Linked DNA regions of Homo sapiens: region 2 is linked to region 1. A link is an interaction called in ENCODE POLR2A ChIA-PET data of the cell type or tissue named here. Cell type or tissue: PC-3. All regions are shown on one strand. Links, peaks and the distances in the headings refer to the core of each region. The heading gives the core; the rest is flanking DNA.

Region 1 (7,666 bases), core at 2,208-6,207:
CCCAGGTTCACGCCATTCTCCTGTCTCAGCCTCCCCAGTAGCTGGGACTACAGGCGCCCGCAACCACGCCTGGTTAATTTTTTGTATTTTTAGTGGAGATGGGGTTTCACCGTGTTAGCCAGGATGGTCTTGATCTCCTAACCTCGTGATCCGCCCGCCTCGGCCTCCCAAAGTGCTGGGATTACAGGCGTGAGCCACCGCACCCGGCCTCACTTTGGGATTTAAAAAAAAATTTTTGTAGCAACAGCCTCTCTCTGTTTCTTATGCTGGTCTCAAACTCCGGGCCTCAAGTGATGTTCTGGCCTCAGCCTCCTAAAGTGCTTGGTGTTGGTTTTTTGTTTTGTTTTGTTTTGTTTTTTTGAGACGGAGTCTCGCCCTGTCATCCAGGCTGGAGTGCAGTGGCGCGATCTTGGCTTACTGCAAGCTCCCACTCCTGGGTTCACGCCATTCTCCTGCCTCAGCCTCCCGAGTAGCTGGGACTACAGGCGCCCACCACCATGCCAGCTAATTTTTTGTATTTTTAGTAGAGACGGGGTTTCACCTTGTTAGCCAGGATGGTCTCGATCTCCTGACTTCGTGATCTGCCTTCCTTGGCCTCCCAAAATGCTGGGATTACAGGTGTGAGCCACCACGCCCGGCCCAGGTGTTGGGTTTTTTTTTTTTTTTTGAGACAGTGTCTTAACCATGTTGCCCAGGCTAATCCGGAACTCCTGGACTCAAGCCATCTTCCTGCCTCGGTTTTCGAAAGTGCTAGGTTTGCAGGTATGAGACACTGTGCCCAGCCTGTTTGAGATAGGATCTCGCCCTGTTGCCCAGGCTAGCATGCAGCGGTGTGATCAGAGCTCATTGCAACCTTGAACTCCTGGACTCAAACGATCCTCCTACAACAGCCTCTTGAGTAGCTAGGACTGTAGGTGCACACCACTATGCCCAACTAATTTTTTTTTTCTTTTTTGTAGAGACTGGGTCTCGGCTGGGCGCAGTGGCTCACGCCTGTAATCCCAGTACTTTGGGAGGCAGGTGGATCACGAGGTCAGGAGATCGAGACCATCCTGGCTAACATGGTGAAACCCCTCTCTACTAAAAATACAAAAAATTAGCTTGGCGTGGTGGCATGTGCCTGTAGTCCCGGCTACTTGGGCGGCTGAGGCAGGAGAATCACTTGAACCAGGGAGGCAGAGGTTGCAGTGAGCCAAAATCATGCCATTGCACTCCAGCCTGGGCGACAGAGCAAGACTTTGTCTCAAAAACAAAAAACAAAAAAAAAGAGAGACTGGGTCTCTCTGTGTTGCTGAGGTTGGTCTCAAATTCCTGGCTTCAAGTAATCCTCCTACCTCAGCCTCCCAAAGTGCTGGAATTACAGGCCTGAACCTCGGCGCCCAGCCTGGATTGTTTTTGTTTTGTTTTATTCTTGTCTGGTTTTTATGTGTGTTATCCCCTTGTATGAGGACCTGCAGCCATGCCATATCCTGAAATGCTTGGCAACAGAAACTGACCTACATGGTCTTCACATTTGGTTGATAAAAATCAACTGGTGAAATCCCAAATACATCCCTTGTAAGTTAGAATTAGTTGGAGGAAAAGCTTCCAGTGGGCCCCATCGGGCTCCTCTTCTGCTGGCACTTTCTCCTCCTGGGCACAAGGCTCCCTGTGCTTGGCCATCTGGATTCTAAACCTGAGAAACCTTTCTCAGAACCCCTGGCAGCTGTGGACTCTACTCAGCACTCTATCAGTTGTCTGCGTTCAGGTAGAGAGACGCAAAGGAAGAGTGTTGTGGAAAGCTCCGGAAGAGTCTGGTTTTGACTGGCGTCTCTGTCCTCTCACTTAGGTCGCTGAGATTACGGGTGTTGTGGAAACTGCCAAAGTTTACCAACTAGGTGGCACCAGAACAAACAAAGGGCTGCAACTACGGTAGGAGGCACTTCTGGGGTAGCTTCTGCTTCCACTTCAAACAGGCACTGGCTTTGGGGGCTGCTGTTCTCTCTGTGTGATGTTCCTTGTTACCATGAACGCTATGTATGCAATCCCCACAAGGTACACTTGGAGGGAGACTTGTATTCCATCTTTGTCTATAGGGAAGGTAGGATATTCTCTCCTCTAGAGGGAACCAAATATATGAAGGGGTAGGACACAGAGAAAGGAAATGTGTGGTTATGAGAGACCCTCCCAGAGCCTCGCTGGCATTTCCTTGGCAAGCATGTCCAAGAGGCTTGCTTCTGGTTCTGGCTCTATGTCATAACCTCATCTGTGACAAGAAAGATCATTTTTATGGACTTCATTTCCTCTTCAGTAAAATGAAAGTGTCATTCACTCAGCAAATATTTACCGAATGTACAGTGTGCCAGGCACTGCTCTAGGTGCCATCATAGTGCACTGCAGCTTGGAACTCCTGGGCTCAGGTGATCCTCCCACCTCAGTCTCCTGAGGAGCTGTGACCACAGGCATGTAACCCTGTCCCAGGCTCTGTTGCATATTGTTGATGTTGACTGTAATGGATTTTATTGTAAATTGACTTTTGAAGCACTGACCAAGCCCATTTGGTTTCCAGTGCTAGCTTTGGGATCTCAATCTTGGCAGCTCATTAAAACAGCCTGGGATGATTTTATAGGGTAGCTAGGATTGAGAACCACTGCAATAGGTATATATAGGTGGTACATAGTCTGGTAAGGTTGCTTTGCTTGTACTACAGTCAACATGCACATTTCTTGGAGATGCTGTCTCTCTTTTATGTAGGCATGGCAATGACCAACGCGTGTTCCGTTTAGAGTTTGTCTCAAACCAAGAATTCACCGAAAGTGAGTTTATGAAGTGGAAAGAAGCGGTACGTGGCTAGAGATTACCTAGCAGTTGTTCGTGCACGTTGAGAAAATATCTTTCCAAAATCCCTTACTAATAATCTCGTATCGTGTTTTTGATCCAGATGTTCTCTGCTGGCATGCAGTTGCCCACTCTAGATGAAATCAATAAAAAGGAATTATCTATTAAAGAAGCTCTTAATTATAAATTCAATGATCAGGACATTGAAGAGGTAAGAAAACTGGTGCCCCAGAACCCGGAGGTTCATCAAGAACCAGTGTTGAGAGAACATGATTCTCTTTTATTTCCCTATATCTTGACATTTTTAGCTATGCATGAAAATGAGGGAATACTAATATTACTACCTGATTATTTATAGTTCATCAAGCTTTTTTCTATACATTCTCATGTCCGGATGAGGCTAACATAGACTGAAGTGTATTCAGAGTTCAGATGAGACAACAAATGAGGCTACATACACTAAAGTGTATTTAGGGTTCAGGGGTCTGTATTCTGCTAGGCTTGATCCTTCAAGAGTTTTCCTTTTCTAAAACATCTTGGTAAAATTATTTGATCTCTGTTCTCTTGGACAGTGGCTAGCCTTACACTACCAGGCCCTTGGGCTGCTGTTTCTTGGTGCATGTTCCTTCAGCCTGTCCCAGAAGAATCTCCGTGACCCAGGAAGCAGCATAGTATCCCTTGGAATGAACCCGCTCTCTCTCTCTCTGGGGCATGACACTGCTGTAGGAAGAGCAGCCCCTTTGTAACTAGCTGTTTGCATCCAAAATGGGCTCACTTAGCCTGTCTACAAAAATAGCTTAGGAATACCTCACTGCTGGTATCTCCTCTCTGGTACAGATTGTAAAAGAGAAAGAAAGGTTCAGAAAAGCTCCACCCAACTACGCTATGAAGAAGACTCAGCTACTGAAGGAAAAGGTAAGGAGTTGTACTCGAGCCTCTTTCCTCATCCTGTAAGGAGATGTGGAAATCAAACTTGTTCATCCTCTGCCAAGTTAGTGGTGGTAGGATTGGGAGAAAATTCTGGGCTCGATTATAAGCAACACAGTGTGTTCTTGGCACCTGGGCAACGTTCCTTGGCCATTTTCCATTCCCTAAATTCAAACTCATCTTCTGCGTGTGTGCCAGTCTTCTTACTTTCTAGTCACTTCAGTTTCCTTTGTAATAAAATAGACCCTGGGGTGGTATTTAACACTGAGTCTGAACAGACAGATGACACTGTCAAGGCCACCTGTGGCTGGTGATTTTCCATTCTTCACACTGGGTTGGGGTGGGCCTTGTTATGGTGGTTTAGCCACCCTGTGAGGCCTGGGGTTCTACTGCCACCAGGGACCCACAGCCAGGTAGCTGTATGGGAAGGTGTTCCCCACTGTACTGTGCACTACTATAATATAAATTATATCTTGTATTTGTAAAGTACTTCTACAGTATTCTTCCACATCTCCTGTCCTTTGCTCACCACATGAGATATCTTTGCCTGTGCTGGAAGTAAGGGGATACTTGATATGGAGTCAGTTGTATGTAGCCAAGAACGAACTCACACATCTCTCTATGTGTAGGCCATGGCTGAGGACCTGGGGGATCAGGACAAGGCCAAACAAATCCAAGATCAACTGAATGAGCTGGAGGAACGGGCAGAGGCCCTGGACCGCCAGCGGACCAAGAACATATCCGCTATCAGGTGTGTTATGGAGCCTATTTTTGGCCCGCAGACCTTGGCCAAAATTATCAGGCAAGCCTGTGGCCTGTACACTCTGTGCTGCACTGACCCCATAGATATCTGAGTTCAGGGCTCAGTGGTTCCCTCCCTCCCTTGTTTCACAGCCACTGACTCATCCCTCTTACCCCACAGTTACATCAACCAGCGGAACCGGGAGTGGAACATTGTAGAGTCTGAGAAGGCCCTTGTGGTAAGAAAACTTTATCTGAATCACTAAAACAAAGTTAATTAATAAACCATGACATCTTTTCTACATCTTGCCTAAGTTTATTTTTTAATTATTGAAATAACGTAGGCACTTAACGTATACACACTCTCTCTGTATGTCCACGTACATCGATATAATTTATTCATAATGAAAAGCAGCAGTCTTCTGCCCTGTCCTACCTCTTCCCACCCTTAGATTCTACTCCACAGGTATTTGTTTTTTCTCAATTTCTGTTTCTTGGTTGTTTCCCCCATATCTACTCTGGTATTCTTGAAGGGAAAAGGATAATATGCCGGGCGCGGTGTCTCACGCCTGTAATCCCAGCACTTTGGGAGGCCGAGGCGGGTGGATCACCTGGGGTCAGGAGTTTGAAACCAGCCTGGCCAGCATGACAAAACCCTGTCTCTCCTAAAAATACAAAAATGAGCCGGACATGGTGGTGCACGCCTGTAATCCCAGCTACTTGGGAGGCTGAGGCACGAGAATCACTTGAACCTGGGATGTGGAGATTGCAGTGAGCTGTCGTGCCACTGCACTTTAGCCTGGGCAAGAGAGCGAGAATCCATTTAAAAAATAAAAAAAATTAGCCGGGCATGGTGGCTCACGCCTGTAATCCCAGCACTTTGGGAGGCTGAGGTGGGTGGATCACCTGAGGTCAGGAGTTTGAGAGCAGCCTGGCCAACATGGCGAAACCCTGTCTCTACTAAAAATACAAAAATTAGCTGGGTTTGGTGGCTTGCACCTATAGTCCCAGCTGCTGGAGAGGCTGAGGCAGGAGAATCACTTGAACCTGAGAGGCAGCAGATGCAATGAGCTGAGATTGCGTCACTGCACTTCAGCCTAGGCGACAGGGCGAGACTCCATCTCAAAAAAAATTAAAAAAAAAAAAAAAGGAAAAGGATAATAGCTTTTTTTTTTTTCAGTCCCGTGCAAAGACTTATTTGCCTGTGAGCTTATGGTGAATGAGAGGAGGGGCTGGAGGTGCAGTTCTGTGGTGCATGCTTTCTGTTTCAGGCTGAAAGTCACAACATGAAAAACCAACAGATGGATCCCTTTACTCGGCGGCAGTGCAAGCCTACCATCGTTTCTAATGTGAGTGCTGAAAGAGGACATTTTAGTCAGGACCTAGATTCTAGGACACAAAATGAATTCCATTAGGAAATTAATAATGAAGTTAAAAATAATGTTTTCTTAGCTGGGATTTGCTTGTCTGAAGCTCTTGGGTCTGGATACTTCCTTTTTTATCTTGCTATAGGACATATCGGTAGTGAAAACGTGGCATGGATTTATAAAAACCTAGTGACTGATCCTCCTGTATCAGGGTGGGTTTACAGTGCAGCAGACATTAGTAATGTGTCCCTTAGCTAGGGCCTGGCTGGGCTGGGCTTGGCTTTCAAGCTTGTAATTGCCTTTTTTTTTTTTTTTTTTGCTGCTTTGAGGAAAACCCCACTAGCTGCTGATGGGTCGGCTGTGGTGCTTGTGATGTTAGTTTGGTAGGTGGGAAAGAATCTGGCAGTAGGACTCTGTGAGTGTCAAGCAATCTCTAAAACAACTTATTTTCTCTCTCAGTCCAGAGACCCAGCTGTTCAAGCTGCCATCTTGGCCCAGCTGAATGCAAAATACGGTTCTGGAGTGTTACCAGATGCTCCAAAGGAAATGAGCAAGGCAAGTGTGGTACCACCCTGTTGCCTGCTGAGTGAGGCTGCTGGCTGAGATACCGAACAAGTACCTTGTCTAGTTTGGGCTTGATTTTTCCACCTTGAGGAACAGGGAGTCCCTCTTGGAGTCCCTTCTCCATCCCAGTTATTTACAGATATAATCAACAGACAACCTTAATTCCAAACCTGACACCACTACTTGCCTAGGGCCTTGACTATGTCCTTCAGCAGCTGGCTTCCAGCCCTCAGCATCCCCTTTTCTGCTGTGTAAAATGAGGGTACTACTGTATACCCTGCCAGCTTCACAGGAGGAGAGATAACATACAAAGATCAGACATTGTAAAAGTGAAAGCTTGTTGAAAATGGCACATTTAAAAGCAGTTTTCTTGCTGGGCGCAGTGGCTCATGCCTGTAATCCCAGCACTTTGGGAGGCGGAGGTGGGCGGATCACCTGAGGTCAGGAGTTCGAGACCAGCCTGGCCAACATGGTAGAACCCCGTCTCTACTAAAAATAGAAAAAAAATAGCTGGGCATGGTGGCGGGTTCCGATAACTCCAGCTACTGAGGAGGCTGAGGCAGGAAAATCGCGTGAACCTGGGAGGGGGAGGTTGCAGTGAGCCAAGATTGCACCGTTGTACTCCAGCCTAGGTGACAAGAGTGAGACTCCCACCTCAAAAAAAAAAAAAAAAAGCAGTTTTCTGTCCAAGTTAAGTCTTTTCCTGTTGTAGTCTAACTGGTCTCAGGATTTCTGAAATCTTAGGTCAGGAAGTGACCCGTTGCTTAAGCCCACCCTTTCTACACTCATACCACAGACACAAGCCTGCCCTCTTCTCTGTGCTTGTAGCCTTCAGGAGAGAAAGCTCTTTGTCTGTGGCCTCCCTCTGAGAGAAGGAATCAGAAAGGGGCCTTAGTAGGAAAATCTAATGAACTCAAATAAGAGCTTCGTACCGTTAGTGGCTGCTGCTGCTTGAAATCCACTTGCATTTATGCTCTTACCATTAGCTTTCCTCTTCACATTCCAGGGTCAAGGCAAAGATAAAGATTTGAATTCTAAGTCAGCCAGTGACCTCTCAGAAGATCTGTTCAAAGTACACGATTTTGATGTGAAGATTGACTTACAAGTTCCCAGCTCAGGTATGTGAGGGTGGGGCGGGTGGTGAGGGCTGAGAACCAGATGGATCCATGGTTTTCTGGGGCAACAAGGAAGCCCACTTTTAGGGAAGAAAGGGGAATGCTGGCTCATCAGCATCCACAGGCCAGGCCAAG
Region 2 (5,832 bases), core at 1,833-5,832, 200 kb before region 1:
GGCAACAGAGCGAGACCCTGTCTCAAAAAAAAAACCCAAAAACAAATACTTACATCTAAACATGGAAAAGGTACAGTAAAAATATGGTATTGTAATCTTTTTTAACAAATTTTTTGGCCGGGCGCAGTGGCTCATGCCTGTAATCCCAGCACTTTGGGAGGCCGAGGTGAGCGGATCACGAGGTCAGGAGATCGAGACCATCCTGTCTAACATGCTGAAACCCCATCTCTACTAAAAATACAAAAAATTAGCCTAGCCGGGCACGGTGGCAGGCGCCTGTAATCCTAGCTACGCAGGAGGCTGAGGCAGGAGAACGGCGTGAACCCGGGAGGCAGAGCTTGCAGTGAGCTGAGATCGTGCCACTGCCCTCCAGCCTGGGCAACAGAGTGAGACTCCGTCTCAAAAAAAAAAAAAAAAAAGGAAAAAAAATTTAACTTTTAGGTTCAGGGCTACATATGCAGGTTAGTTATGTAGGTAAACTCTTGTCATGGGGGTTTGATGTACAGATTATTTCGCCACCCATGTACTAAGCCTAGTACCCAGTAGTTATTTTTTCTGTTTCTCTCTCACCTCCTACTCCACCCTCTGGTAGGCCCCAGTGTCTGTGGTTCCCCTTTTTGTGTCTATGTGTTCTCATCAAAATACAGTATTATAATCTTATAGCACCACCATTATATATGCAGTCGGTCATTAACCAAAACATTATTATGCAGTGCATGACTGTATTTGAGGGCATCAAAGGAAAAGGAGGATGGTGATAGCTTTATTTTTAATCTTAGTAAAGAGTCCCTCTGATTCCCAAGGCCCTTGTAATTCCTGGCTCTTGGTCTTCCAGGTGCTACGCATGATGGTCGGAGTAAATATCTCAGATGAGCAGCTGGGCAGCATCGCAGACAGGACCATTCAGGAGGCTGATCAGGATGGGGACAGTGCCATATCTTTCACAGAATTTGTTAAGGTTGGTCACTTACTTCTTGTTTGAAAAAGTTACGTTTTAGTGGCTGGGCGCGGTGGCTTACGCCTGTAATCCCAGCACTTTAGGAGGCCAAGGTGGGCGGATCACGAGGTCAGGAGTTCAAGACCAGCCTGGCTAACATGGTGAAACCTCATCTGTACTAAAAATACAAAAATTAGCCAGGCGTGGTGGCGCGTGCCTGTAATCCCAGCTACTTGGGAGGCTGAGGCAGGAGAATCGCTTGAACCCAGGAGGCCAAGGTTGCAGTGAGCCGAGACCACACCACTGCACTCCAGCCTGGCAACAGAGTGAGACTCTGCCTCCAAAAAAAAAAAAAAAAGTTACGTTTTACTGCACAGGAGGAAGGGGGGAAAACATTACTCAGATAAGAGCTTGGGAGTGTTGTAATCTTCATAACCTTTGTAACTGTTACTGGTTTTCTCCCCCAGGTTTTGGAGAAGGTGGATGTAGAACAGAAAATGAGCATCCGATTTCTTCACTAAAGGAGACCAAACTGTTCCTTGCGGTCTAGTATTTAAGAACTGGAACTTGAAAGTCCTCCTTCTACCAACTCCACCTCCACCCCCTCATTCCCCTTCTCCCAAAGTACTACTGCTGTTGCATGACAACCCCAAATATGTTCTGTCAACACAAACCTGCCTTTGGTGTATAAACAGGGCATTACAGAATGGTACACCCTATATATTTCTGTTCAGTATCCATTCACTAGTTCTTCATTTATAAATATCATCTTCCCCATTCTGCTGCTGAATGCCACACATCCATCCAGTCTGAGAAAGTGAGAGAGGCAATCATGCCAAGAACAAGCCAGCAAAGCTCTTTCACCAGATGTAGACTGTAGCCCTGCTGCCTTCCCTCCAGCGAGTCTGCCAGCATGCTTCTTCATCCTTTTTATATGTTCTTTGCTTCCTACTTCCCTGTCTTCCAACATACTGTTCACTTACTCTGGCAGTCTTTCTGCTTTTCATTAAGCCTCAAAATCTCCTCTGTTCTACTTGGCACCACAAGCTATGTCCTATATATGTATTTCTGACTTGGCAGGATAGTTCAGGGGTCTGGCAGTTTTTATTTACCTTCATTATTAAATGGGCCTCTGGGATGTTGCCTCTTCAGGAGCTTTTTGGTAATCAATACTTCTCTCAGAAGTATGAGACCATCCTCTGCACTCTGCTCTGTCATCAAAGGCTGCTGGGTGGAGATACCCTTTTTGAAAGGTGGCCTTGGTGAGAGGTATGGAGCCAAGTCTTCTAGGTTGCTTGCCCACATCACTCTATCTCTGGCCTCTGATTCTCAACTTTGTACCTGTGTGGCTCCTCTTGTTAGTGCAATGTTGACTGTTGAAAAAGCAGCAGTATGCTTACAGGTTTGCTTAGTTTGGGGACACCGTTACCACCAGAATGGCTGCTCTGACAATATGCCTAGGGACTTTCTCATGGCTTTTATTTAATAAGGAGGCTGGGCACCCTATAAAGCCTCATGCATTCACACCTTTGCAGCATGGTTTATGCCTCAGTGTTATGTGCACTGGAATGTTTTCCACTTCACATTTCCAAGTAGAAATATTAGTGTTACGGAAGTGCCTAATATCCCAGTCCAAATTTTTTTTTTTTTTTTTTTTTTTTTTTGAGACAGAGTCTTGCTCTGTCACCCAGGCTGGAGTGCAGTGGTGCGATCGCTCACTGCAACCTCAGCCTCCTGGATTTAAGTGATTCTCCTGCCTCAGCCTCCCAAGTAGCTGGGATTACAGGTGTGCACCACCATGCCCGGCTAATTTTTTGTATTTTTAGTGGAGACAGGGTTTCACCATGTTGGCCAGGCTGGTCTCGAACTCCTGACCTCGTGATCCGCCTGCCTCAGCCTCCCAAAGTGCTGGGATTACAGGTGTGAGCCACCACGCCTGGCCCCAGTCCAAAATATTTAAAGATTGTTTCCTTAGTGTCTTGAAGTTTTGCACAAAATTCTTTTTTTTGAGATGGAGTCTCACTCTGTCACCCAGGCTGGAGTGCAGTGGCGTGATCTTGGCTCACTGCAACCTCTGCCTCCTGGGTTCAAGCAATTCTCCCACCTCAGCCTCCCAAGTAGCTGGGATTACAGACGTGTGCCACCATACCTGGGTAATTTTTGCATTTTTAGTGGAGAGGGAGTTTCACCATGTTGGCCAGGTTGGTCTTGAACTCCTGACCTCAGGTGATCCTCCTGCCTCGGCCTCCCAAAGTGCTGGGATTACAGGCATGAGCCACCGTGCTCAGCCGCAAAATTCTTTATGAATTTTACACTTGGCAAATGTTAATGACGGAAGCCATAGTCTGCTCCTAATACATGTCCAAAGCATTGACTGTTGTGTCATTAGCTGCCTGGTTACATTAGCTCCCTGGCTTCTTGTTTAGACCACTGCTAATCCCTTAAAAACAAGAGGTCTGGCACTAGTAGCACAACCTAAGGTGGCATTACAGATCTTTGAGCGAGCCACAGCAACTTTTCTGCCAAGTCAGCTTAGTTTAGACTTCAGTGAATCAGGCTATTGCTATCCTAATGTATGTCTCTATGAGTGTATTTAGCCACACATCTGCCCTTGGTTGACTTTCTGACTCATTGCTTGCTTGCTTGTTTCCTTGCTTTGGAAAACTATTGAAGATTGCTAAAAAATACCACTGCAAAGTGATGGAAAAGGGTGGAGAACAGGGGAGTAGCCAGGCTGGATGGCTCAAATATAAATGAATGAGGAATTCTTTATGAAGTATCAGTCAGATTTTATGATTAAGTGATGTAATATAGGAATTATGTAAAAGGGAAGAATGTCTGATACTGATCTATTAGAGAGGTACTTTAGAGGCTTCTTGATTGGCATAAAGTTCCTAAGGTTATAGATTTTCCCCCCTTTTGGCTGTATAGCAAAGTGTTTTAATCCACGGTTGTGCCTTATTGTTCCATTAAAATTGTATCTTCGATCCATCAATAAATACTTGTGGTTGAAACAAAATAACTTTTGTCCATTTTACAAGAATTTTATGTAACTTAGTCCCTTCAAGTTTGAAATCACAGTGTCTCCCTTACTCAAGTTTATGTCTGTACGGTCAGCTGCAGTCTACTCTGCTGCTGCCTGGATATATGAAGTGGAAACATTCATCGAGGGGCCAGCACTTTTGGCTTCGACATGGTTTTGTCAGCCGTGGCCACTTCCCATTCATTCCAGCTAAGACGCAATTTCTATTCTTGACTCCCTGACTCCTTAAATGTAGAAAAAGCCTAAAAATCCAGTATATGTCCATTCCTTAAATTGCCCACCTCCTCATTCATGTGCAGCCTCAGCGGTGACATACTCTGGTTTTACATGGCTTTTTCTTTGCATTTCTTTTTTGAGATGGAGTCTCACTCTTGCCCAGGCTGGAGTGTAATGGCACAGTCTTGGCTCACTGCAACCTCCGCCTCCCAGGTTCAAGCAATTCTCCTGCCTCAGCCTCCTGAGTAGCTGGGATTACAGGCACGTGCCACCACACCTGGCTAATTTTTGTATTTTTGGTAGAGATTGGGGTTTCACCATGTTGGCCAGGCTGGTCTTGAACTCCTGACCTCAGCTGATCCACCCGCCTCAGCCTCCCAAAGTGCTGGGATTACAGCCACCGTGCCAGGCCAGGAATCTGCATTTCTAAGAATCCACCCAGATGACAGCCCTCTTGGTGTTTGGCAAGCACAGTGGACCTACACTGCCTACGCTGGGCCTCGCTTGTCATAACCCCGAAGAGGAGCCACCCCACGTATACCCTCCCTGCTGTCACGTGTCCGTGTGAAGAGACCACCAAACAGGCTTTGTGTGAACAACAAGCCTGTTTATTTCACCTGGGTGCAGGTGGGATGAGTCGGAAAAGAGAGTTCAGCAAAGGGTGGTGGATTATCATTAGTTCTTACAGGTTTTGGGATAGGCGGTGGAGTTAGGAGCAATGTTTTGTGGGCAGGGGGTGGATCTCACAAAGTACATTCTCAAGGGTGGGGAGAATTACAAAGAACCTTCTTAAGGGTGGGGAGATTACAAAGTACATTGATCAGTTAGGGTGGGGCAGAAACAAATCACAATGGTGAATGTCATCAGTTAAGGCTATTTTCACTTCTTTGTGGATCTTCAGTTGCTTCAGGCCATCTGGATGTATACGTGCAGGTCACAGGGGATATGATGGCTTAGCTTGGGCTCAGAGGCCTGACACCTGCCCCTCTGGGAAATGATGCAGAAGAAAGGATGCCCTACAGTTGGGTGTAGCAAACAACAAAACTGCCAGTTACAGCAGGTTTCCTCTATGCAGGAGGGCCTTCAGAAAAGTGACGAATCCTTCTCTCCTGTATTGACCAAAGCTGTAAACAGCCGGACAACGTTTGGGCCCTTTAAGAGTCAAAGACAGAGACAAACTGGAAGCATTAAATTTTTTCCCTAGGTGTTGTGCTACCCCTGGATTAAAAGCCTGGGCGCGGTGGCTCATGCCTGTAATCCCAGCACTTCGGGAGACCGAGGCGGGTGGATCACCTGAGGTCAGGAGTTCGACACCAGTCTGGCCAACGTAGTGAAATCTCGTCTCTACTAAAAATACAAAAATTAGCTGGGTGTGGTGGCATGCGCCTGTAGTCCCAGCTACTTGAGGGGCTGAGGCAGGAGAATCGTTTAAACCCGGGAGGCGGAGGTTGCAGTGAGTCAAGATCGCGCCACTGCACTCCAGCTTGGGCGACAGTGAGAGACTCTGTCTCAAAAAACAAAACAAAACAAAAACCCTCGGGCCTGAGAATGAAATTATTAGTACTACAGTTTAACCTAACAGTGGCTTAAAATAGTCACGCGGCCTAGCCACACTATCTTACCACGTGGTACAGCT

Evidence for each region. Peaks named below come from ENCODE experiments on the same cell type or tissue, not always from the same donor. Only the 100,000 strongest peaks of a DNase experiment are listed, where the experiment ranks them.
Region 2: POLR2A ChIA-PET joins it to region 1 with 6 read pairs; 2 of 35 experiments call an interaction of 5 or more read pairs at or near these places.

What each region holds. Positions count from the first base shown.
Region 1 is chr15:41,472,792-41,480,457 of GRCh38, forward strand. RTF1 (RTF1 homolog, Paf1/RNA polymerase II complex component) reads left to right here. Exons shown (of 18, transcript NM_015138.5): 9 at 1,829-1,911; 10 at 2,734-2,821; 11 at 2,921-3,028; 12 at 3,655-3,732; 13 at 4,374-4,495; 14 at 4,667-4,724; 15 at 5,757-5,834; 16 at 6,312-6,407; 17 at 7,423-7,534. LOC105370790 (a long non-coding RNA gene) reads right to left here. Exons shown (of 3, transcript XR_932169.3): 3 at 6,636-6,700. Among named protein-coding and RNA genes, the nearest start is that of ITPKA, 17 kb to the right of the region's middle. In PC-3, for the core only: no CTCF peak of the experiment used is centred there; DNase peaks (open chromatin) are centred at 2,320 and 4,670; H3K27ac peaks cover 1,530 bases.
Region 2 is chr15:41,277,932-41,283,763 of GRCh38, forward strand. CHP1 (calcineurin like EF-hand protein 1) reads left to right here. Exons shown (of 7, transcript NM_007236.5): 6 at 836-958; 7 at 1,405-3,956. The coding sequence ends at 1,458. It overlaps OIP5-AS1 (OIP5 antisense RNA 1), which reads left to right and starts at 4,766. Exons shown (of 5, transcript NR_152821.1): 1 at 4,766-4,787. RefSeq lists an enhancer at 4,954-5,695. In PC-3, for the core only: no CTCF peak of the experiment used is centred there; a DNase peak (open chromatin) is centred at 3,530; H3K27ac peaks cover 1,572 bases.